Regions from separate parts of the Homo sapiens genome. Here region 2 is linked to region 1. The links are chromatin loops, found by intact Hi-C in ENCODE. Cell type or tissue: heart right ventricle. All regions are shown on one strand. Links, peaks and the distances in the headings refer to the core of each region. The heading gives the core; the rest is flanking DNA.

Region 1 (8,164 bases), core at 2,327-4,826:
ACCAGGTAAGGCTTTTGTAGTGACAGGAACTGAATCTCTGGAGACAGGCTTAGTACTGTTTAGCTAACCACTAGGCTTTCATGTTGCTGGTGGGGGAGTTGAAGGGGTTTTGGGCAAGGCCAGAGTTGAACTGCTCCACTAGAAAAGGTTGGTAGACATATGCAAGGGAAAAAAATAGAAGAATCAGCTAGAAGCAGGAGAAATCCGTCAGGAAAGAATCAAAATGTTTCATGATATTGTGATGAGTTCTACTCTGTGGAGGATGATTCTCTGGTTTTCTTCAGAGTCTTCAGTAAAAGATCAATTTTTTTTTCATTGTTGTGTGGTGAGGTTGGACCTTTTGGAAGGACTTATCATTATCAGCTGGGGATGATTTCAGATTGTCTTAGGGGTGAAAGCGGAGGCTGTCCATGGAAGCTACTTTGCCTGGGTGAGGCATTTAAGATCTTGATATAAAAAATGTGGACCTGTAGCCCAAGGCATGAGGGAAGAGCTCAGAGTGGAGGGCTGTGAGAACCTGAATCTGGCTGCGGTTTTCCCACTTTCTGTGGGCTACGGGGGAGACTGCTGACATTGTTTTAATATTGTTAAAACAATATTTTAACAGTATTGTTTGAATATTGTTGAAGATCTCAATTCTTCAGGAAAAAAATTTATGTGATAATAGCTTACCCTCCATCTCTTTATGAAATACTGCAAGAATTCAGAGCTCTGGATAGGGTCGATGCACCTGGGTTTACTGCTGACTCTGCTATTTAATTTTGACCTTGGTCAAGTTACCTAATCCTTCTAAGAATCAATGTCCTCCCATGTTAAATTAGAATAATAATGTTGCTTGCTTCACTGAGTTGTGGTGATGATTAAGTGAGATAATCCAAATAAACTTGTTTATCAGAGTGCCTGATAAGCAGCATATGCTCCCAACCACTGGTATCTTAAGCAAGCAAACTGCTAAATGAAGGAATAAATGACCAAGAATACAAGGAGACCTGGTCCAGGCTGAGTGAGCATGGCTTAGCCTTGTAGTCGTGGGCAGTTCATTGAATTGATCTTGTCTTCAACCTCCTGATTCAGTTCAACCCTTAATTACTCAGAAGGTGTTCTGACAGACATCACAAGTCACAACACGTCTAGTCCTCTGTTTCCCATTTGCAAAATGATAGGGTTAACTAGTTGGTTTTTAACATCCCTTTCATCTCTAACTTTCCATGATATCATTATAGTTATTACCCTCAACATCTGTGACCCTGGGCTCAGTCATAAATTCTGCTCCTAATTATCCATGCTTCAGGCCAGCAAACAAAAAACTAAACAAACAAAAAAAATACAAAAAAACCCCCACAAAACCCCAGTGCTTTTTCACTTCTGGATGTCAGGCAATATTCACATTAGCTCAAATAGTCAAACATAAACACACCTGTGATGGTTAATATTAAGTGTCAACTTGATTGGATTGCAGGATGCGAAGTATTGTTCCTGGGTGTGTCTGTGAGGGTGTTGCCAAAGGAGATTAACATTTGAGTTAGTGGACTGGGAAAGGCAGACTCACCCTCACTCTGGGTGGGCACAATCTAATCAGCTGCCAGCCAGGCCAGAATAAAAGCAGGCAGAAGAACATGGAAAGACTACACTGGCTGAGTCTTCTGGCCTCCATCTTTCTCCTGTGCTGGATCCCTCCTGCCCTCAAACATTGGACTCCAAGTTCTTCAGCTTTGGGACTCGAAACTTCGACCACAGACTGAAGGCTGCACTGTCGGCTTCCCTACTTTTGAGGTTTTGGGACTCAGACTGGCTTCCTTACTCCTTAGCTTGCAGATGGCCTATTGTGGCACCTTACTTGTGATTGTGTGAGTCAATACTCCTTAATAAACTCCCCTTTATATGTATGTCTATCCTATTAGTTCTGTCCCTCTAGAGAACCCTGACTAATATAACACCCATACACATTTCACTTTTCTGTATTTTTTCCAAGTTTCCTTTTAAAACTGATACCACTGATATCATCACTTTAAGAGCTTATAAACTGGATGGCCCCTAAGATCCATAGTCACTGAAAAAAGGATAATATACTTGCAAATAAATCAGGGTGGACTATAATGAAAATTGTTGTATGTCCTCTCTTGAATTAGGAGGTAAAGGTATGGTACAAACTTTGATGCCAGACAGACCTGAGCTTAAATGGTAGCTGATGACACTTACCAGCTGCATGAACTTGGACTACTTAATCTCTTCAAATTTTAGTTTTTCATCTGTATAATAGAGCTCATGAGATGATCCAAGCATATTGTTGAGAAAATTAAATAAAATAGTGATATAAAAGGGTTCAGCAGGCACAGCGCACATTTCTTTCTTCTGTCTTATATGGCAGCCATAGATTATAAGATGTGTGCATCCAGGGGCCAATGACCTTGGCACTCTGAGTTTTTGATCTGATACTACAACCAAATGGCAATCTTATGTTTGTTGCTAAATTAAAAAAAAAATCTTTAAATTGAAAAACAGAAAGTTACTTCCGTAAATTAGGTCTCCAGTGGTTATTCACTGCAGTGTTATTCAGCATTTTGAAATTCTTTGACCTGCCCTGAATTTCTAATTATCCCATGTCATGCTACCTGAGGAGGAAGTGCTTGTGAGCTCTCCTGGGAAGGCTATGTGTGTTGGGGAGAGGACAGGAGGGCAGTAAGACTCCGAGGACCTGTCCACATGCTGGCATGAAGGAGATGGTGGGAGAATATGATGGTAAAGAGGAAAAATGAGAAGGTGTGAATGAAGGAGGCCAAAATGCTGTTAAATAGGAAAGTAAACCTTATTTGCTTTTCATTTGTCATTTTGCTCTGTCCAATTGGTAGTAGATATTCTAACAAACAGTAGAATCTTTCAAATACTGACTAGAGAGAGGTTATTTTCAGGCTTGAGGGCGTGAAAAAGAGAAGCAAAACTAAATAACTGAAAACCAAACAACCAAGTGCTGATTAACCGAGAGCTGGCTCTAAAAAGAATGAAAACATCTGCTGGCTTTGTTGAAGGAAAATACCAATCCCTTTGGGTTTTTACTGCAACAAATCCTGTTCACAATTTTATGTTTGGGAGTGATCCAGGAAAAAAATGACCTCTCCCTTTCTGGTAATGAATTTCTCTTCCCTTTTGAACTTTAAATATGTTAATTTAATCCCCAGATGGTCACCAAAAAATATGTATTGACATACTATAGATCCTGATGTACAGCTTGAGGCCTTGCTTCTACCCTGCTACTCCAATTCTCCTGCTTCTAAACATAGTGCTCATGAAGAGGAAGGTTGCCTGGCCAGGCCCAGCCCAGTTCAAGACTGTCCCTCCAGTGTTTATAAGAATTTTGCCTTTTTGTCATAATGTCCCTTCACTGACTTGAAGCATTCCTGACACACCAACAATTTCACAGATTGGTTAGGAACAGAAAGTCAGTGGAATGGTATCAAAACCACATTACTGGGCTTGAAATCACCAACATTTGGAACACATTATCCTACAATATGGTAAATACCTCCCAACTGTGAATTTATTTATTTACTTATAAAATAATTCAAGTATCTCCTCTCATAAGAAAAAGATACACAGTAGATTAATCAATCTTTTTATTTTTTTTTTTGAGACAAGATCTCAGTGTTGCCCAGGCTGGAGTGCAGTGGCATGATCACAGTTCACTGCACTGTCTTCACTTCCCGGGTTCAAGGGATCCTTCCACCTCAGCCTCCTGAGCAGCTAGGACCACAGGCATGTGCCACAATACCCGGCTAATTTTTATATTTTTTTGTAGAGACAGGGTTTCACCATGTTGTCCAGGCTGGTCTCGAGCTCCTGAGCTCAAGTGATCCACCTGCCTTGGCCTCCCAAAGTGTTGGGATTACAGGCTTGAGCCACTACGCCAGGACCATGGTAGGTTAATCTTAAAACAAACAAAAAAAGCATTGTCTGAGCTTGACTCTGTGAGCAGTACTGAAGATGCTTAGAAGAGTCTGTGCTCCTGTTAATACTGATCGTCATTGCTTCCCAATGTCTAGTTAGTTAGAAGCAGAATCTGTGCAAGGTGGGGAGTCATCTTTCTAATCTTGGACTCATTGGCATTTATTAAGTTCTGAGCCCTGTACTGGAGGGGTGGGGGGAGTCTAGAAGCTATAGGAGATCTTATCTGTCTTCAGCAGCATCCACACCTGCTCTCTTTACCATCCGGAACCCTCCAAATATGCAAGTGGGCTAAAGCTGCACATGTAGAAATCATTATGTGAACGCTTGAGCATTAATATAAGTACTTATCAAAACAGCACGGCTGGGCCTGGTGGCTCATGCTTGTAATCCCAGCACTTTGGGAGGCTGAGGCTGGTGGATTGCTTGAACCCAGGAGTTCAAGACCAGCCTGGGCAACATAGGGAGATCATGTCTCTACAACAATACAAAAATGAGCTAGGTGTGGTGGCTCATGCTTTTTGTCCCAGCTACTCAGGAGGTTGAGGTGGGAGAATCACTTGAGCTTGAGAGGCAGATGTTGCAGTGAACTGAGATCGTGCCATTGCACTCCAGCCTGGATGATAGAGCAGGACTCTGTCTCAAAAAAATAAATAAATAAATAAAGTATATGAACATCTAAGGATGCATTAGAACCATTTGCAAACTTAATTCCATGAACGAAGTTTTACTGAACAATAGCTTTGTGTAGGCAGCTGTGCTCAGAACCATAATAGGATGCACAGATGATAAGTCATAGATCTCCCTTCAATGAATCCATAGCCCGGAAGAGCAGATTTTTAAATCCCCAAAATATTAAGAAATTAAGATCCCTCAACTACCTAATTCACATAGTTTTGGGCACTTCCTATATCCAGTGATGACTTTCATATTTTGTTGATCTCGCTGGCTCTCTTCCTATTTTATTTGTTTTCTTCCTTGCTCCACAAGTTTTGGAAATGGCTTATAACAAGAAGGCATGCCATAAAATAATGATACAATATTACAAGAAAAAAGAAAGCATTGTCATCATTATAGGTGTCTTCAAATCCTGCTGGTCCACTTTTTCAACAAACTAGCCTCAAGATTCTGGCATCTTCAACAGTTTATGTTCTCTCTGCCTCAGTTACCCATTCTCCTTGATAGATCCAACCTTGGTCTTACCAAGAGGAGCTCCACCTCCTCTAATATCTTAAGCTCTCCTTTATCAATTGTTAACCAACTTTCTATCCTTTCTGTTCTCTGCCTCTCATGACCCCAGTGTTTGTTATTCAACCTCATTCTATTTCAATACACCAGCCCTTTAAATGCTCCTTTCCCTTCCCATTGAATATCCTCACCTGTGGCTTGTTTCCTTCCTTATCCAAACTAAATATGGGCTGTGTCTCTTGAACCACTGTCTTTCTGCTGCACCTGTCTCTCCAATTTCCACAAGTGGATCATCCTGATTCTCTGCTGTCTCTTACTTTGGTATGTCACTCCACTACTTATTGCTGCCCCTGTACATTCAGGGTCTCCAAACCCAGACTGGTCCTCAGAGTGCTCTGTGTCCTTTAAAAAATTGCCTTTTTCAGATCCCCTCTCCTTCTCTACCGGGGCCAGACTTTCACTACTCTCTTCAAGCTACCCTCCCCATCTCCTCTGCACCTTATTTCATAGAAAAAATTAAAGCCGTCATGTATGATATCCCCGAAACCCAAGGATTCCTTCTTATGAAATATCTGCCTTCTCACTATCCCTACCTCCACACCTTCAGCTGCAGTAGAAAAGGTGTTCCTTCCCTGAATAAAGTTTATTCTTCTGGGTTGCTGAAGCAGTTTTCATGAGGAAAAGGGAGGTTTCCACGTGTCAGCTGGAATCCATGCTTCTGCATCCTCTCCCTTTAAGGTCATTGCTTGGGTAACTATTTCCTAATATCTACCCTTATAATTGGATCTCACTGTTAAATCTAGGCGCTCCTTCATGGGCTCATTATTTAAAAATCTGGGGGCAAGTGGTAAGATTTGTATGATGAGATACAAATGTGCTAATTTCTTGACTACCTTATTCCATATTCTATTTTGGATTCTGCATTGCTAACGTACCCAGGACTTACACTTTTTATTTAATTTCTTTTTTCGGTTTCCTGTTAGTTCTTATCAAACTAGGATTTAAGAGAACAAGGTTCACATTTACCCATACATGGAACAATCAGGGCCAATATCAACAATCTGTTGACAGGAGAACAGGAGAGAAGGTGCTCATAAAAGTTAATAAAAACGGAGCTTCAGATGATCCTCAACAAAGGAAAATGATCTGCAGAAACAGGAAGCTCTTCATTCCAAATCAATTTATTTTGACAATATTAGATTATATATACAAACTGGCCTGACTCAGGGTTTTTTCATATACTTGCTAAGTCTTCCGTAGAGGAATGGCCTTTGGGGAAAAAGCACCCTGAGTCAAGCTAGCCTAGGTAAAGCCCCACCCGGCTCAGTGCCAAGCCTGGCATTCAGCACTCTGAAGATGATTACCCAAGCCATCAGGTACACAGAATTTCTGTCATTCAAATGATGATCACTAAGCCAAACTTCTGAACCATCTCAGGGAGAAAGATGTAACTCTAAGTTTACTAAGCTGGCGCCACCAGCACTTTTGTGGTGGATACACGATTGCTCAGCAGGGGTCCTGCCTCCCTTCACCAAGATGCTTCTGCATAGCTGCAGACCTTGCTCGTGCTCAGCCAGAAAGAACTGAAGCCTTGGGAAAGAGGAGTTTAACACAGAATCCATGTCGTGGGCATTTGCGAAATCTCCTGCGAGACACTCCCGCAGACAGAAGCAGTGTAGTGTGATTCATGTTAGGGAGTCAGGCAATCCTGGGTTTGAATCAAACTTCAGATCGTTCTTTAAGTTTTGGTTTTCTTATCTGTAAACTGGGGATAATAGCAATATTTGCCTTAAGAAGTTGCTTTAAGGGTTAATTATAAAGCCCTCAGCTTTATAGATAACACTCAATGTTTAGTGTATTGTTAGTATTTCTGTCTTTACATCTAAGACTCCACTCAGCCTTATTTTGGAAAGAATCTTTGCCATTGGAAAACACATTCAAGGATCATGCAGTGTATGAGAGGGTAAGAGGAAACCAGAGCTGCTGGTTGAATGTACTGGCTTGAAATTAGCAGGCCTTGTTCCCTTCATCCCAGACATAACAGGAGCAGCCAGTTCTCTGTGGTAGGAAAATCTGAGGACTCCCTGGACTGGGTTACCCACAGCAGAGCTGGGTTCACTGGAGAGGCCACAGCTAAGGATGGACTCTAGTTGGGGAGGGCAAAGCTGGACTGGGGGTGGTGGGGAACAACCAAGAATCTAGAAAGAATTTAGGATTAAACAAAGTGTGTCTTAATTTGAATGAAAAAGGCAGATTATGAGTCAAAATATGCCCCATCCACCGAATAAAGTGCCTTTACTCTCAGCACCCTCTGCTGCTGCATGAGTTAGCCCTGCAAATATACAGATATCTGTATCTATAAACATAGCTACGTCTATATTTATAAATGTAATTATATCTGTAAATACATCTATATCTATAGCTATAATCTATTATGTAGATCTAGGTCTATACACATCTGTCTAGATCTTTATAAGAAAAACAAACTCTATACAACAAAGAGTTTACATTGGATATCTTTGGGTGTATAGGATTATGGATGTTAAGAAATTTATTTTTGCTGTCTGTGTTTTCTGATGAGTATATCCCCATTTGTAACAAAATAAGACAATAATAGAACATTAATTTTGAAAAAGACATTGGGGCCGGGCACGGTGGCTCACCCCTGTAATCCTAGTACTTTGGGAGGCTGAGTCCAGCAGATCACTTGAGGTCAGGAGTTTGAGACCAGCCTGGCCAACATGGTGAAACCTCGTCTCTACTAAAAATACAAAAATTAGCTGGGTGTGGTGGTGCATGCCTGTAATGCCAGTTACTGGGGAGGCTGAGGCAGGGGAATCACTTGAGCCTGGGAGGTGGAGGTTGCAGTGAGCCAAGACTGTGCCACTGCACTCCAGTCTGGGTGACAGAGCGAGACTCTGTCTCAAAATAAATAAACAAATGAATAAAAATGAAAAAGACATTGGAAGGAAGGAAAACAAAATTGGGGTAATTCCAGCCTTGGTCAACTTCCTTTTGTCTCTCAAGAGAGGGAGAA
Region 2 (8,164 bases), core at 2,168-4,667, 240 kb before region 1:
TTTTCTTCTGGCTAGGTCTCCTGGAGGACAGAGTGAGCATGAATGTGCTCTGCCCCTCAGACAATACACGCTAAACACCCTCTTCTCCCTCCAGTTTATAATTAGGCCCTCATCACAAAAGCTCTTCTCTTTCTATACAATTGCATCCCATTCCCATACACCTTCCAGGTATGGCTCATTTCCAAAGTCTTTCCTCACTTTTGCTATCTACTTCCCTGACTCGTCCTAGTTGGCTCCCTCCTGCCTTCTCTATGGGTCCCAGATATGGAACACGGTGTGCAAATGCAAATAAGGATTGCATGGACTGGGACTAGAGATGAGGAGTCCCTTGTGACTCTGACAGCCCTCTAAATAGGCTGCTGATGGGGGAAAGAAGCAAATGATCTTGAGAGACTTTTTTTATTGCTTCTCCTTATTGAAAAAAAAAAAAACCAGGAATAAAATGTAAAAATCATCACACCTGTCTCTGAAATGCTGCTCTTGCATGAACATGCACCTGCATGTATCAGTAGCATGAAAGGAATTGAAACATTTGACCCATCCAAAAAGAAAAAAGAAATCCCCCACGTAGATTAGCCTGCAGCTCTCCACTTCTATCCCCAACCCATCAAGAACCAGACTTTTTGATTTGCATCTGCCACCACACCCAAGTCCCTGTGAATGCTGTGTTAATTTGAATGTACAATCAACAATACTTCTCTTTCTCTTTTTATCATCTGTGCCAGAGACAACAAATGCAAATGGTGAGGTATAATTGGCATTAGAGGCACCCAAGTGAGTGCTAGCATAGCATTAAGGTTAACTGCCTATATGATAATCTCCAAATAACCAGAGAGAGACAAGTACCTTACAACAGCTGTGCAGGACATAAATAAAGCTTTTCTGACTTTTATGCACATAGTCTTAACCATAAATGTTACATCAATTTTTTTTGTATTACTCATGGGAGACAAGTTATTCTTCTAAGGATTTGTCCTTTTGTTTTTTTAAACCTAAGGCACATGGAACTAGACTGGGCATTAAAGTTTTGAAAGTCCTTAGAATTGGGCAATTTCTTGTAATATTGGGGTAACTGCAAAAAGAGGGGGAGTGGGTATTGAGCCTGGTGGTTAGGCTCAGAGCCAAGAGAGAAGTTTCCCAGAAACTGTTGGATCTATTTTCTACCCTCCTGGAAATTCCATCTCTTTTCATTAAACTTGTCCATGATATGAGCTGTTGTTCTCCCCATGTAGTTTTAAAGACAAGGCATTGCTTTAAAGCTGAGATACCCATGGCTTGTTCTGTAATATACAAATTAAAATAGAAATGAATACATAGAAAAAGCAAAGTTGGTTCTTTGGCCAGAAGCTTGCTTCCACAGTCATAAAGATACAGACAGGTAGATCTATCACTTTAATTTAAAAATGAAAATCCCTTTAGAAAACTGCCAGACATTCAGCCCTGGCCAAATGGATTTGAAAGGATTGTTATTTCTCCTGCTGTCAACTGGCTCTGGGAGAGTTACTGCTGGCAGGCTCATTCATAGAAGGATTTGCAGTGGGGCCACCAATGTACCATCATTCTTGACTTTGAAGGAAGAAGGTATGGAAAGTTGGGAGGAGGACTGAAAATAATAGCATCTATATACTGAGTATTTGATAAGTATTAAGTAATGTATGTTACTTGCATTGTCTTAGTGATCATTCTACGTTACTATTATTGACTGGATTTTATAGATACTGTATTAGTTTTATATTGCTGCTGTAACAAATTACTACAAACTTAATGGCTTAAAACAAACCAAATTTATTATCTTATGATTCTGTGGAAGTCTGACACTGGCTACAATGGACTAAAATCATAGCATCAGAAGGGCTGCATTCCTTTCTGGAGGGTACAGGGAAGAATTTTCTCACCTTTTCCAGCTTGTAAAGGCCACTCACATTCTTTTTTTTCTTTTTTCTTTCTTTTCTTTTTTTTTTTTTTTTTTTTTTTGAGACTGATTCTCATTCTGTCACCCAGGCTAGAATGCAGTGGCACAATCTTGGCTCACTGCAACCTCTGCCTCCCAGGTTCCAGTGATTCTCATGCCTCAGCCTCCTGAATAGCTGGGACTACAAGCATGTACCACCACACTGTATTTTTAGTATTTTTTTGTAATTTTTGTATTTTTAGTAGAGACAGGGTTTTGCCATGTTGGCCAAGCTGGTCTTGAACTCCTGACCTCAGATGATCCACCCACCTTGGCCTCCCAGAGTGCTGGGATTAAAGACATGAGCCACCGTGCCTGGCCAACGCCACTCACATTCTTTGGCTTGTGGCCCCTTTCTCAAATCTTCAAAGCAAGCAAAAGCTGGCCGAATTTTCCTCACATCACATCACTCTGACCTTTTCTGCTTCCCTCTTCCACTTGCAAGAACGGGGGTGATTACATTGTATAACTGGGCAGCTTAATTCAAAATGCATTTTAAACTTTTTGTTTCCTTTCACTTGGGTTTCAAGATATAATATTGAGGCAACTGGCAGAAGCCTTTTTCCTTAGCCTTAAAATAGATTCCATGCTTTTCTCACCTTATATATTCCCTTCACTTTTATCGCACTGTATGCTAGTATCTAATTGTGTGTCTTCTTGGAAGTTCCAGGGGCTTAATCTTGAAACAGGGAGACCAAGTCTGGAGACCCAGCTGCAAAGTTCCAGAGATTACTTCCAGGTGGCTCATTAACAACCTGGCCATTGTTGTGATGACGTCAGCCTGAGGTCTCAGGTCCCAGGTCCCAGGTGGACTGAGACCCAAGACAGCCACCAGAACAAGACACACAGACATTGTACTCAGCCCAATGCTTGAATGCCTTCCTTATCAAGTTTTCCCATTTTAAACCCTTGCCTTCCCCCCAAAATCAAAGCAGTTACTTTGGATAGGAATCCAGCTGCTTCTTCTTTACTAGTTTTGGTTAATAAATTCACTTTCTTCCTACCGGACTTCACTCTTGTTAATTGGACTCTGCAAGTGGCAAGCATCGGGACCTACATTGTTTGGTTACAGTCAGATCCACATTAATAATTTGGATAATTCTGCACCTCAAGGCCGGCGGCTTAGCAACCTTAATTTCATCTGCACTCTTAATTTCCCCTGGCCATGTCGCCTCACATATTTAGTCTCCAAATGTGACATATTTGGAGGTACCATTATTCTGCCTCTGTAGATAGAAAAGGAGGAGTCGTCTAGGCACAGTGGCTCACACCTGTAATCCCAGCATTCTGAGAGGCTGAGGTGGGCAGATCACTTGAGGCCAGGAGTTCAAGATCAGCCTGGGCAACATGGGGAAACCCTGTCTCTACTAAAAATACAAAAATTAGCCAGGTGTGGTGGCAGGTGCCTGTAATCCCAGCTACTTGGTAGACTGAGGCAGAAGAATTGCTTGAATCCGGGAGGTGGAGGTTGCAGTGAGCCGAGATGTCACCACTACACTCCAGCCTGGGTGACTCCAGCCTCTCTCAAACAAACAAACAAACAAAAGAAAAGGAGGAGTAGAAGGGTTAAGAAACTTGCCCAGGGTTACATGGCTACTAGGTAGTGGGGCTGAGACTAGCTTTGAGCCAAAGCCTGATCTGAAAATAGGAAGAGGAACAAGGAGAAAGAAAAAAGAGAAAGAGAAAGTTGAGAAGAAATTTTCCTACTATGGAGAAAATGAACATTCTTTTGCAATAAATGCATGGCTTATTATGAGTCAATCAAAAAAGGAAGAATGTGTGCACTGACAATTTGTCTTTGCTAACCATTTCCTTCATTCTCCCATTTAACCTGTAAATAGTTTGCATAAATCATAGTTCACCAAATTACATTGGCCTCACTCACAACACTGGTCTTTTTGGCGTTGTAGAACACACCAGGGTGTTGATATCGACTTCATAACAAAGCAGGGATGCAATATGAAGGTACTAATATGTGCACAAACACACATGCAGTGTACCAAAACACCACACCAAGATGCACACTAAGCAAGTAGGTTAGTTCCACAGAGTCTTTGTGGAGAGGATTTAGATGAAGAGGTGAAGGGGATGGGGGGCAAGTCGGGATGAATGTCAAGAAGACTTTTTCTAACAGAAGGAACAATGAATCATCTAACAACGAGACTCTGCAGATGCTGGAAGACCCCTTGACCCCATATTTAAAGCTATTTAGTGTGTATTCTCATTGAGGACTCTCCCTTTTGCTTATCTAGAAGGCATATGCAAGGAGGGGATAAAAGAAAGAAAGGGCAGAAGCTCTTCAGCAGTGCTCTTGCAATGATATTGCCTATAGCTCCTCCATCTCCTACTCAAGTGGATTCACAGAATTTTAAAGGAATATCTGAGATCACCTGGTGCAATTCTCCATACATAGATTAGAAAACTGAGCTTCAGGACAACCAAATAACAATGAGAGTCGCACAGCTGATTTCAGCAGTTGAAACTAACATGAAGCATCCGTTCTAAAGTCCAATCCAATCAGCAGGCAGAAGTCACATGAAATTTATGCTTACATCCCCTTAAGAGGGCTCCATGCTGGAGACTGACACATGCTTTCTGAAAAATCCTGCACAAACAGCTTTTCTTCCAGTACTGGAACCAATGGCTCTTTCCTCAGTGCATTTCAGGGACCAGGTTAAATAAAAAATACATGTCTTTAAATGTGAAAAGCACATTTGCTATAGGAAGATGCTCGCCCTGTCAGAGGCACTTGGGAACTGAAACTGAGGCAGGACTGGTGGATACACATCCCCACCTCATACTCATGTTAGGACCTACACCCTCCCTGAGCAGAAAGCCACATGCTAGGGATTTTTAGTCTTTGTGAGATACAGTGTATACAGAGCCCCCAGGATCAGGAAAAGCATAACAATTTGCCTATTTCAAACTTGCTGCTGTGGGTTCTAAAAGATTGTGTGAGTGGGTCAGTTTCTAACCTGGTTTTACGAGGCCTCAACTGAAGGATGAGCTGTCTTGGAAACTGTCAGGTCTGACTTGTCAGAAAGGTGGGCCAGACTGAGATGTCTTTGAGCGTCCCAGGTACAAAATTCTCTGGCAATTCAGCATAACCTCCAGGTCTGCTATTTCCTCTTGCATTGATCAGATTACATGGGCAAATGTGCCATTTTTGAAAGGCCCCAAACCCTGAATTGTCCTATAAAGTATCCCATTCTAAAAGATGTCTAACATTATGAGATTCTCAGCCTTTTGGCATTTGTTGGGGAAAGATATCTCATGTTTCTCTAGCTTTTAATTCGTTTGCCTCCCCTCCCCCCAGGTAAAGAAGGCCTAATTCATCCTGATGGCAGAGCTCCTTCCTCCTTCCCAGGGCATAACTCAAGGGTTTCTAAAATGGCATTTCTAAGGCGAAGAGGAATCTCCCTCCAGGGACATTAATGTCATCACAGATGCTGTGGCAGTAGTAGAGATAGGTAGGGGTCAGCCTTGGAGGGTCAGCAAAAAGGAAATTTAATGAGATCCTACTGGAAATCAAGGGTCATGATATCATCAGTGCTAAGGGCATGACATAGCTGAAGCAAGCTCTCAAATGGAGCAGGGTTCCCAGACACAGGGACAGACTTCTCTGGCAGAAACAGATATCAGCTGGCAATCAAGCAAGAGAAATGCTGCTGGGTAGGTGAGTTCATTCTATGCTTGGACCTCACATTATGGTGCAATTACTCTGCAAGATTATTACCTTGTCCATTAACGGTGTCCGTATGTGAGGACAGCTGCCTCTTTCTCCACTGAGGACCAATGGAAAGATGAGCCTTGACCAGCTCTGGAGGCAAAGGGGGTTCAGAAGCTCAGAGAGTCCGCTCAGCCCTGACTGATATCAGAAGTTATGAACTCCTCCTTTAAAAAGAAGGGAGCCCTAAATGAAAAATGGTGTAGCCACTTTGGAAACATTGTGGGGGCTCCTCAAAGAATTCAAAGAGAAGTATGTGATCCAGCGATCCCACATTTTATACACCCAGAAGAATTAAAAGCAGGATCTTGAGAAGACATCTGCACTCCCATGTTCCCATGTTCACAGCAGCATTATGTACAGTAGACAAGAGGCAAAAGGCACTCATTCATCAACAGATGAATGGATAAACCAAATGCAGAATGTGCATACAATGGAATATTATCAAGCTTTAAAAAGGAAGGAAATTCTGACAAATGTTACAACACGGATAAGCCTTGAAAACATTACGCTAAATGAAAGAAGCCAGTCGCCAAAAGACAAATACTGTATGAGTCTACTTATACGAGGTACCTAGAATAGTCCAATTCGTAGAAACAGAAAGTAGAATGGTGGTTGACAGGGACTGGGGGGAGGGGAAAGTGGGGAGTTGTTTAACGTATATGTAGTTTCAGTTTTGAAAAATAAAAAAGTTCTAAAAATGGGATGTTCTAAAAATGGGATGTTCAACAATGTGATTGTCTTTAACAGTACTGAACTGTACACTTAAAAATAGGGAAGACAGTACCTTTTGCTATGTGTGTGTCTTTTTTACCATAATCAGACATTTAAAAAATTACAAAAAATTGATTTTTTAAAGATAGGAGACCTTAACAGTGATAAAACAAACAAACAACAGCAATAAACCCTTGTCTTAACAACTTTATGAGGTCAGCTTTCCTTTCATTTTCCTGGTAGAGAAGACTTTTAGGAACATCAGCACAGGAGAAGGATTCCTTGGAGGGCCTGCTCTAAAGGCTGGTGAGTCTATTTAGTCAGGTTATTCTGGAAGCCAGCCAACATACAAAAAATACAACAGTTAAGATATAAATGCTCTGTTATGCTTCTCTCTCTCAAAAAAAAAAAAAAAAAAAAAAAGAATGAATGACTAAATAAATAAAAGGTGATTCAAAATTCTCTGGCCTGTTTCCAGGATCAAGCCTGGGGAGCCGCATTAGAGTGCCCACCCTGAGTGGTACTCCACACCTACACACTTCTCTGTTCTGCTGGTGCTGCCCAGGAGACCTGGGAAACTTGGCATGTGAATGGACAGTGATGGATAAATGAATCAATCTTTCTATTTTGCTTTGAAAGTACACCTCCAGCTTCCTCCTCTCTAGGGTGCCAGCCCTGCCCCCTCAGGCTGTGTTAGACCCTGCTATGTGCACCTATATTGTTCTCTGCATCTGCATACTCGTATCTCAGCATTTCTTGTGTTATAGTGTAATGACTTGGTACATCTCTCTCACCCACAGGTCTGTGAGATCCTTAAGAGCAAAGGGTTTCTGACCACTGCCATAATGCCTAGAATATGGCTGACAATAAGTAAACATCATATAATGACATCAGTGACTGGTTTTGCATTCTCAAGATGGGAATGCCCTTTTTGGACAACTAGATATGCACATGGAATAGTCCAGGTCATTTTCTGGCTCCGGTGGTGTGCTCGTGCTCAGAGCTTCTTCGAGTTCTACCTTCACCTTCCATGACTTGCCTCCTTTCTCCAATTATTCATCCCTTCCCTAAGTATGTGCCTGTGGTTTCTGTTTGATTTGTTTGGGTTTTACATGTCCTTATTAGTCATGTGTGGGTGTCCCTGTGCTGCTATTATCTTCTGAACTTCTCAAGGACAAAGTATCCAACACATTCTTTGTGTCTTCCCAGAGCACCCATCCACACACTGAGACAGCAAGTTTAAAAGCAGTTACTGTTTGAAGAATATCCAACACGAACTGCTGGGCTGACACCTCTACCTGCACGTGTTGCCAGGACCTCAGAAAGTGAACAAGTCATCTTTTCTCCGTCAACCAGCTCATTTTTCTGAATTCCTTGAGGGGTGGTGGTTTATGTTTTTGCTTTTCCAGAAAGGGTACTTTTCTTAATGGCACATATTCTCCTACATCCTAAGACTTGAATGAAGCCTTGCTATGATCTTTGAGCTTGACTTTCTTCAAACTTGCCCTATCTTGTCCCCACAGAAAATTTAGGCACTGACTTCTACTGATTATTTCCACAGAATTTTCTCCCTTTTCACCTCTCCCAATTGTCATCACCCCGTAGCAGCTGACACCTAGACCAGGGGCTTTGCATGCCAGTTTCTATCTGTCAGAGTGGCTGTCTAGGCAGAATAGAGTTTTGAAAAGACTCTGATGCCTTGTCTCGGATCAGCAGGAGAGAATATTTTAATCAATCAGAGGTGTCTGTCATGGGTATAGGAGAAAGTAGCT

Evidence for each region. Hi-C counts contacts between places; a loop is a spot of excess contacts. Peaks named below come from ENCODE experiments on the same cell type or tissue, not always from the same donor. Only the 100,000 strongest peaks of a DNase experiment are listed, where the experiment ranks them.
Region 2: a loop joins it to region 1, with 7 times the contacts of the local background. A loop is called at or near these places in 1 of 110 quality-filtered maps.

The regions. Positions count from the first base shown.
Region 1 is chr5:68,132,839-68,141,002 of GRCh38, reverse strand. No RefSeq gene overlaps it. Among named protein-coding and RNA genes, the nearest start is that of LINC02219, 53 kb to the left of the region's middle. In heart right ventricle, for the core only: no CTCF peak of the experiment used is centred there; no DNase peak of the experiment used is centred there; H3K27ac peaks cover 1,308 bases.
Region 2 is chr5:68,367,820-68,375,983 of GRCh38, reverse strand. No RefSeq gene overlaps it. Among named protein-coding and RNA genes, the nearest start is that of PIK3R1, 160 kb to the right of the region's middle. In heart right ventricle, for the core only: no CTCF peak of the experiment used is centred there; no DNase peak of the experiment used is centred there.